Linked DNA regions of Homo sapiens: region 2 is linked to region 1. Evidence: read pairs that join two places in POLR2A ChIA-PET (ENCODE). Cell type or tissue: GM12878. All regions are shown on one strand.

Region 1 (4,000 bases):
GGGAGGGGAAAGGTGAGAGACCTTCCTGCTTCTGCTGTTTTCTCAAATGCCATATTACTATTTGGGGATAGTATGTCCTGAACCCCATCAATGGCTTTGGAGTCTGGAGCCCTGGACCACCGTTCTGGTTCTGCAGGTACTGCAAGAATTGCCCACTGGCGTTAGGGAGGTCTGTGTACCCATCCTAGCTCTTCTGCTTTCTGGCCACCGAGATCACATGAATTCCACTTCCTGGGACTCACCTGCCCCATATGTAAGATGCAGGAAGAAATTCCTACATCCAAGCTTGATGGAAAGATCCAACTAAAGTAAGCATCTGATTAAATCAAGTATTTTATAAATGAAACAGAACTTTGTAAAGGTGAGGTGGTGTCTTTATCACAGCAGTAGCCTGGGTCTCCTACTTCACTCACCACACCCACCCAGACAGGGTCCTAGAAGGCACCAGGAGACATCAGGGACATGAGGTCTGGGTGAATAACATGGCTGAAGACAAGCCCCATGTGTCAATCAATTGATGGAATCGACAGCTGCTTACAGTACCCCCAGGCAGAGGCCAGGAGTGGGCATCGCAAGGAGCATTGAGGGGGTTTTCATGCAGGTTAAGCATTGCCCTCCTGGGGGGTCCTCTTTTAAATGCAGACAAGAATGGGAGAGGGAGACAAATGAAAAGGGAGATTTGAAAAACAGGGCAAATTCCTAACATTTCACTGTTAATGACCTTATCGGATCCATTTCCTTCCCAAGTGGAAGGGGCTCATCAACACTAAGCAAATGGGGCTGGGGGTGAGGCAGCAGGCACAGGCAGGAGACACCATGCTGGTGCTGGGGAGGGGCAGGAGATGGGGGGCAGGGAACCTGGAGGATCCCAAGCCAATTCCACCCCTCTCCCACCCCAGTCTTTCCCTCCTTGCATCTGTTTCCCTAAACTGCACAATGAGAGTTGGGTGTAATGGTGGAAAGAACATGGATTTCTGAATCAGGGGACCAGCAGTAGTGTTCCTATCCCTGTCATTCATGAGTTGTGTGGTCATCAGAAAGTCAATTCACCACCTGGGGGGCCTTCGTTTGCTCATTTCTGAATGGAGTTGATGCCTTCCTCCTTAAATCGATTAAAAGCAGGGGTTTTCCAAGAAATTCCATTCCTACATATACACCCAACAGACATGAAAGCATGTCTGGCCGGGCGCGGTGGCTCACGCCTGTAATCCCAGCACTTTGGGAGGCTAAGGTGGGTGGATCACAAGGTCAAGAAATCAAGAACATCCTGGCCAACATGGTGAAACTCCGTCTCTACTGAAAATACAAAAATTAGCTGGGCATGGTGGCATGCGCCTATAGTCCCAGCTACTTGGGAGGCTGAGGCAGGAGAATCACTTGAACCCGGGAGGCAGAGGTTGCACTGAGCCAAGATTGCACCACTGCACTCCAGCCTGGTGACAGAGCAAGACTCCATCTGAAAAAAAAAAAAGAAGAAGAAAGAAAGAAAGCATGTCTATACAAAAAAAAATTCACACACAAATGTTCAGAGCAGCATTATTCATAACAGCCGAAAAGAGTGGAAGCAGTCCAAATGCCCATCAACTGACAAATGGAAAAACAAAATGTAGTAGATAAATACAATGGAATAGCATTCAGCAATAAAAAGGAATGAAGTGCTAACACATGCTACTACATGGATGAACCTTGAAGACATTATGCTAAATAAAAGAGGCTAGACACAAAAAGCCTCATTTTATATTATTCCATTTATATGAAATGTCCATAAGAGGCAAATCCATTTAAAAAAAAAGAAAAAAAAAGGTAGATAGTGGTTGCCAGAAGCTAGGTGGAGGAAGAAATGGGAAGTGACTGCTAACGGGTAGTTTTTTTCGGAGGGTGATGAAAATATTCTGGAATTAGATGGTGATGGTGCTCGGACAACCTTGTAAATCTATTAGAAACCACTGAATTGTACACTGTACAATGATGCGTTTCATGGTAGGTGAATTATAACTCAATTGAGAAAATAATAAAAGCAGGAGCTCTGCCATCAGCCTTGATGAGGCTGAATGCTGGCTCTATCGTTCACTATCTGGGCCTCACCGTCTGAAATCACACCCACCTCACAAGGGCGTTGTGGGGATGAACTAAGCAAAGGCTCACGATGCCTTTAGCACAGTACATGGCAATGAATACAACAATGAATGTTGGCTTTGGTTCATATGAGTACTAGAAATGATTAAATAAGACCCCTGCTAAGAAAAAGAAAAGCCGGGCGCCTAGTAGGCACTGAATGCCCCCTTCCCTGTAAGGCACCCTCGAGGTCTCCGAGTCTGGAGCCTGTAATCAGGCATAGACTCAAGATGAACATGAGCCGACATTTTCTGCCTCGCACAGGGACAGCTCAGCTTCTGTGTGCAAAGGGCTGAGCCGCCGACTTCACGGTTCAGTTTTCCCTGCCACGTGGGTACAGCCACCCTCTCCTTTTACGGAAGACGGTCTGAGAGGCTGCTGGCTTGAGTTTTCTCTGAGCAGAGCTGGGCACATTTACGCAACAGATAAGCCTGCCCTACCCGGGTCGGATCCACCCGGGAAGAGAGAAAGTGTGTGCAAGTGAAAGCTCACAAATGTGTGTTTCAACTCCCAGAAAAGCTTAACGGAGTCAGCCCACAGCACCAGGGGCCATGGAGAGCCATCCTAAGCCTTTCCCTGCATCAACTATCCCTCCCCAGTGCAGATATCTCAGCAGCAGCAGTCCATGGAGCTGTCAACTTCAGTCCGTGGGACTCTGAAGCAAGGACTCTGATAAGGTAACTCAGGAAATGGGCTAATTTTAAACACAGCTCGAATACTGTGATGTGAATGGAAACAACTGAGGAAGGAAACAGACTAAAACTCATCTATTACAAATTTGCAAAGGTTTGACCATAACAAGGGTTGGTGTGGAACAAAGGCAACCTGCACATACTTCCGATGGGAGTGTGAACTGGCATGACCACGGATGGCAACTTGGCAGAATCTCGTATATGGGAAAACGCACACATCTCTCCGCCTGGTGATCTCAGCCCTAGGTACACAGCTTAGAGCCTAGAGAAACTTGTGCATGCGCTGAATGAGTTGTTCTAGAGAAAGTTCACCAAGGCATTGTTTGTCACTTGAAACATTAGAAACACAAATGCCTATCAAAAGCAGAATAGATGAATTAACTAGGGAGCTTTTATACTCTGTAAGAAACCAGAGCAGTTTAATGAAACAGTTACGTAGATCAACATTTTTAAAATCTCAAAAATACAATGTTGAGCTAAAAGAAAGTAAATGGCGGAAGGATACATACAGTATAGCACCATTTATAAGAGTTTAAAACTGGCTGAGTGTGGGGGCTCAGGCCTATAATCCCAGAACTTTGGAAAGAGGCCTAGGCAGGTGGATCACTTGAGGTCAGGATTTTGAGACCAGCCTGACCAACATGGTGAAACCCCGTCTCTACTAAAAATACAAAAAAATTAGCCAGGTATGATCTCAGCTACTCAGGAGGCTGAGGCAGGAGGATTGCTTGAACCCAGGAGGCAGAGGTTGCTGTGAGCTGAGACCGTGCCACTGCACTCCAGCCTGGGCAACAAAATGAGATTCCATCTCAAAAAAAAAAAAAAAAAAAAAAGTTTAAAACCACACAAAGCAATACCATATATTGCTTAAACACATAGTCAGTATAGCACCATTTACAAAAGATCAAAACCATATATCTATAAAGCAATACCATATACTGTTTATAGACATATGCATATGTAATAAAAGCGTAAAAACATGCATGAAAAGATAAACACCAAATTCAGGACAGAGGTCACCTCCGAAGGGAGAAGCAGCAAACTATCTCAGAGATGGCATAGAAAGGGCTTCAACTGTGTCTGTAATGTAATTGTAATTGTGTCTATAACTTCTCAAGCTGAGTAGCAGACTCAGAGGTGTTTATGTGAACCTCAATCTTCTTTTATGTGCCTCAAATATTTCATAATAAAAA
Region 2 (4,000 bases), 130 kb after region 1:
GCAAAGATACACACAAACTTACACAAGTAGTTATTTCAGAGGACTAAGATTGGGGAGGGAGCCACATTTAAGCTATCTGTAATGTTCTCATTTTGTATAAAGAGAATGTATGTATTATTTATGTAATTTTTTTTTTAAAGGGCAGAGTCTTGCTATGTTGCTGGAGATGTTCTCGAACTCCTAGGCTTAAGCAATCCTTCCTGCCTCCCAAAGTGCTGGGATTACAGGCATGAGCCACAGCACTGGACTATTTATGTTATTTAAAAAATAAGTTTAGAGCTAGATTTGATTAGAATATAGCTCATATGTAGAATGCTCAGGCCTACAGAGGAAATGGCAGTGAACCTCAGTGAGTCAGGACAAGATTCAGAGAAGAGGAGGCCTTTGGGTTTAGTGGGGTGGGGAGAGCATGCAAAGCAGAGGAAATAGGGCGGGAGGTGAGAGAACATGTTATGTTTATAAGGTACATACAGTTCTGAACCGCTTCCCTCACTTACTGTTATAGTGTAACCACTTATGTAGATTTCTTCATTATAATCATAATTATCATTGCAATGTCTTCCTAATATCCAATCAAGTGGATATGCCATAATGTAGTTAACCTTTTCCCTCTTGTTGGACATTTGGATCCTTTCAAAAACATTTTTAATAATTAAAATATTAGGCTGGACTAGGTGGCTCATGCCTGTAATCCCAGCACTTTGGGAGGCTGAGGTGGGATGATCACTTGCCTCCAGGAGCTCGAGACCAGCCTGGGTAACATAGAGAGATCTGTCTCTACAAAAAATGCAAAAATTAGCTGGGCATGGTGGCACATGCCTGTAGTCCCAGCTACTTGGGAGGCTGAGGTGGCAGGATCACTTGAGCCAGGGAGGTTGAGGTTGCAGTGAGCTGTGATTGCACCATTGCACTCCAGCCTGGGCAACAGAGCAAGACCCTGCCTCAAATATAAAATAAATAAAATTAAATTAAATAAAAGTATTGTTATGATAAACCTTGGTAGAGTTTTGTTTTTTTTTTTTTTGAGACAGAGTCTCGCTCTGTCACCCAGGCTGGAGTGCAATGGTGCGATCTTGGCTCACTGCAACCTCTGCCTCCTTGGTTTAAGTGATTCTCCTGCCTCAGCCTCCCGAGTAGCTGGGATTACAGGTGCCCACCACCATGCCCGGATAATTTTTGTATTTTTAGTAGAGACAGGGTTTCACCAGCTTGGCCAGGCTGGTCTCGAATTCCTGACCTCAAGTGATCCACCCGCCTCGGCCTCCCAAAGTGCTGGGATTACAGGCGTGAGCCACTGCACCCGGCCTTGGTAGAGATTTATGGTTCTCCATAGTCCACTGTCCTTCCTGGCCCCCAGGAATCCTGTGCTTCTCAGAAGTCAGAGATTTGCATCCCTACCCAAATGAGTTAAAAGAGGCTAGAACCCTGGCATGGTGCTCATACAAGACAGTAACCCCTGGCTCAGTGCTTTACACTTAAGAAAACTGAACACTGTTGCTACTATTAACCCCTATTTAAGTTTTTACAAAGTCTCTCATATTACTGAATACTCTTGTAATTATTTTATTTTGAATAACAAAGTACTGTTTGGGGAACCTGCATCAACCAGAAGGAACTCAAAATAGCTTAAAGATAAAGGCTTACCTGTAACAGTGAAGAACACACAAAAGGCTGCTTCTTGTTGATAGGAGCTGTGCAGAAAACATACCTCACTCGCAGACTTAGTGGAATATGCTGGATCAACTCTGCAGAAAATTTAAAATCATCCATATTGCAGACAAAATACTGCCCATCAACTTGTGAAAAGTCTACAAAAATATCCTTGGGGAAAAAAAGACAGAAATTACTGGACTGCCTAAGTGAATTAAAATGAACAATGAATAACATACTCAAGTCTATAAAAGACAATCTCTTTAATCCAGAACAAACTTCCATAAAGGCTTGCTTTAATCACTCCCTCATATCCTTCCCCACCTGAAATACTGAGAGGAAATTCCTCAGGGCTAAAGTCCCAAAAGATTTTGAGAAAAAATTTTCACTTGTAAAATAAATTTTATAAATAGCAACTTCTCAAAGGCAGACTATCCATTCATGCTCATGAGGTTAACCAGTAATCACCTGACATATCAACATTTTTAGGGGAGATGTGAAAGGGAGTTTCCACTTACAATGAGATTGGACAGTGTTGCATCAGGGAGATGGTAGGCAAACATTTCAATCTGCTCAGCAGTTGGATGAAGACCAGCTGCCTTTTAGTAAAAGAAAAAACAATCATAAGCTGATTTTTTTTTTTTCAAAAAGGACAAATTTTCTTAAGTTATTGCACGATAAAGTCCCATTCAGGCTAAGCTCTCACCATATGAAGTAAATGCCAAGAATTTGAGTAAAAGAGAAAAAATATCATTTTACCATTTATTACCAATTAGAAAAGTTGATGATTTAGTAAAAATGACAGATTATGGCCACTGAGAAATTAGTCTTTTGCTTACATTTTAGTTATATTTCTAAAACCTATGATGATCTGGCAGTGTACAAAAAATGATTTTATGGGCTGGGTGTGGTGGCTCATGCCTGTAATCCCAGCACTTTGGGAGGCCAAGGTGGGCGGATCACGAGGTCAGGAGATTGAGACCATCCTGCCCAACATGGTGAAACCCCGTCTCTACTAAAAATGCAAAAATTAGCTGGGTGTGGTGCTGCGTGCCTGTAATCCCAGCTACTCGGGAGGCTGAGGCATGAGAATCACTTGAACCCAGCAGGCAGAGCTTGCAGTGAGCCGAGATCGCGCCACTGCACTCCAGCCTGGCGACAGAGCAAGACTCCGTCTAAAAAAAAAAAAAAGATTTTACGGCCAGGTGCAGTGGCTCATGCCTGTAATCCCAACACTTTGGGAGGCCAAGGTGGGAGGATTACTTGAGGACAGTAGTTCAAGATCAGCCTGGGCAACAAAAGGAGATTCCCATCTCTACAAAAAATTTTTAAAAAATCAGCCAAGCATGGTGGTGAGCACCTGAAGTCCCAGCTGCTCAAGAGGCTGAGGTGCAAGGCTCTCCTGAGCTCAGGAGATTGGGGTTACCGTGAGCCGTGATCATGCCACAGCACTGAAGCCTGAGTAACAGAGTGAAACACTATCTCAAAAAAAAAAAAAAAGGAAAGAAAAACCTGTTTTCCAGGGTAAAACCATTTTCCATGTCTCATTTCTCCTCATTGAATTAAAATGAATAAGAAAAACCCAGTCACTTTAACCAAGGCAATAAAACTAACATAGATATATACATCTAGAAAGACATGAGAACATTTTTAAACTGGAAGTGAGTTCTCTTTAGCTACACATTACACCGTTAGGACATGGCCACAGGAAAGTATAAGGAATGAAGTATGAAACAGAGAGAGAAAGTGAATGAAAAAGACAGAAGAAAAGAGGCAAGAGAAATTAGTCATAAGGGAGGGAAGAAGAGTCCAAGACATGAGGTGCCCAGGAGGGAAGCAGGGAGGTCACAGGAGCCAACCACGAACCTAACTGTACTGCTGAGAAGTTACAGAAATGATTCCAGCACAGCCTTCCCCTGGAAGCTTCTCTCCCTGCATGCTTCTCCCTGTATGATCTCATGTCTATACTCCCCTTCATCTAGTGTCACAAATGAGATAAGCCATGTAAGTGAATTTTCCAGGGAACTTTAAATTTTGACTATTACTAGAAAGTTTGTTTCAAATATGTACAATTCTAACTCATTAACTAATATTAACCAAAATTTAACCTTCTCCTCACTGGATGAAGTTGTATTGCTTAGGGCTGTTTTTGCCCCAAGCAATACAAGGTTTCGTCTATATTCAGGCTTCTGGTCATTTTTCAGTCCACTAATGTAGCTCTGTGTGCTCAGCTGAAGAAACTGCTTTTCTCCCTGTTCCTTCCCGCTGCTAGATTCCGGAAGGAAGTAAAGGCAAATCAGGCTCACTAAACTTTGTCAATCTGGACCTTCACTTGCATACCATTCTCTGA

The links. Peaks named below come from ENCODE experiments on the same cell type or tissue, not always from the same donor. Only the 100,000 strongest peaks of a DNase experiment are listed, where the experiment ranks them.
Region 2: POLR2A ChIA-PET joins it to region 1 with 5 read pairs; 6 of 35 experiments call an interaction of 5 or more read pairs at or near these places.

The regions. Positions count from the first base shown.
Region 1 is chr10:69,326,641-69,330,640 of GRCh38, reverse strand. The region is part of intron 1 of HK1 (hexokinase 1); the gene reads right to left. Among named protein-coding and RNA genes, the nearest start is that of HK1, 9.8 kb to the right of the region's middle. RefSeq lists enhancers at 171-972, 973-1,774 and silencers at 2,374-2,668, 2,394-2,688. In GM12878, no CTCF peak of the experiment used is centred here; a DNase peak (open chromatin) is centred at 2,440; H3K4me3 peaks cover 1,349 bases; H3K27ac peaks cover 1,181 bases.
Region 2 is chr10:69,200,688-69,204,687 of GRCh38, reverse strand. It overlaps SUPV3L1 (Suv3 like RNA helicase), which reads right to left. Exons shown (of 15, transcript NM_003171.5): 12 at 2,169-2,249; 13 at 1,645-1,821. Among named protein-coding and RNA genes, the nearest start is that of HKDC1, 18 kb to the left of the region's middle. RefSeq lists a silencer at 412-511. In GM12878, no CTCF peak of the experiment used is centred here; DNase peaks (open chromatin) are centred at 379 and 2,167; H3K27ac peaks cover 592 bases.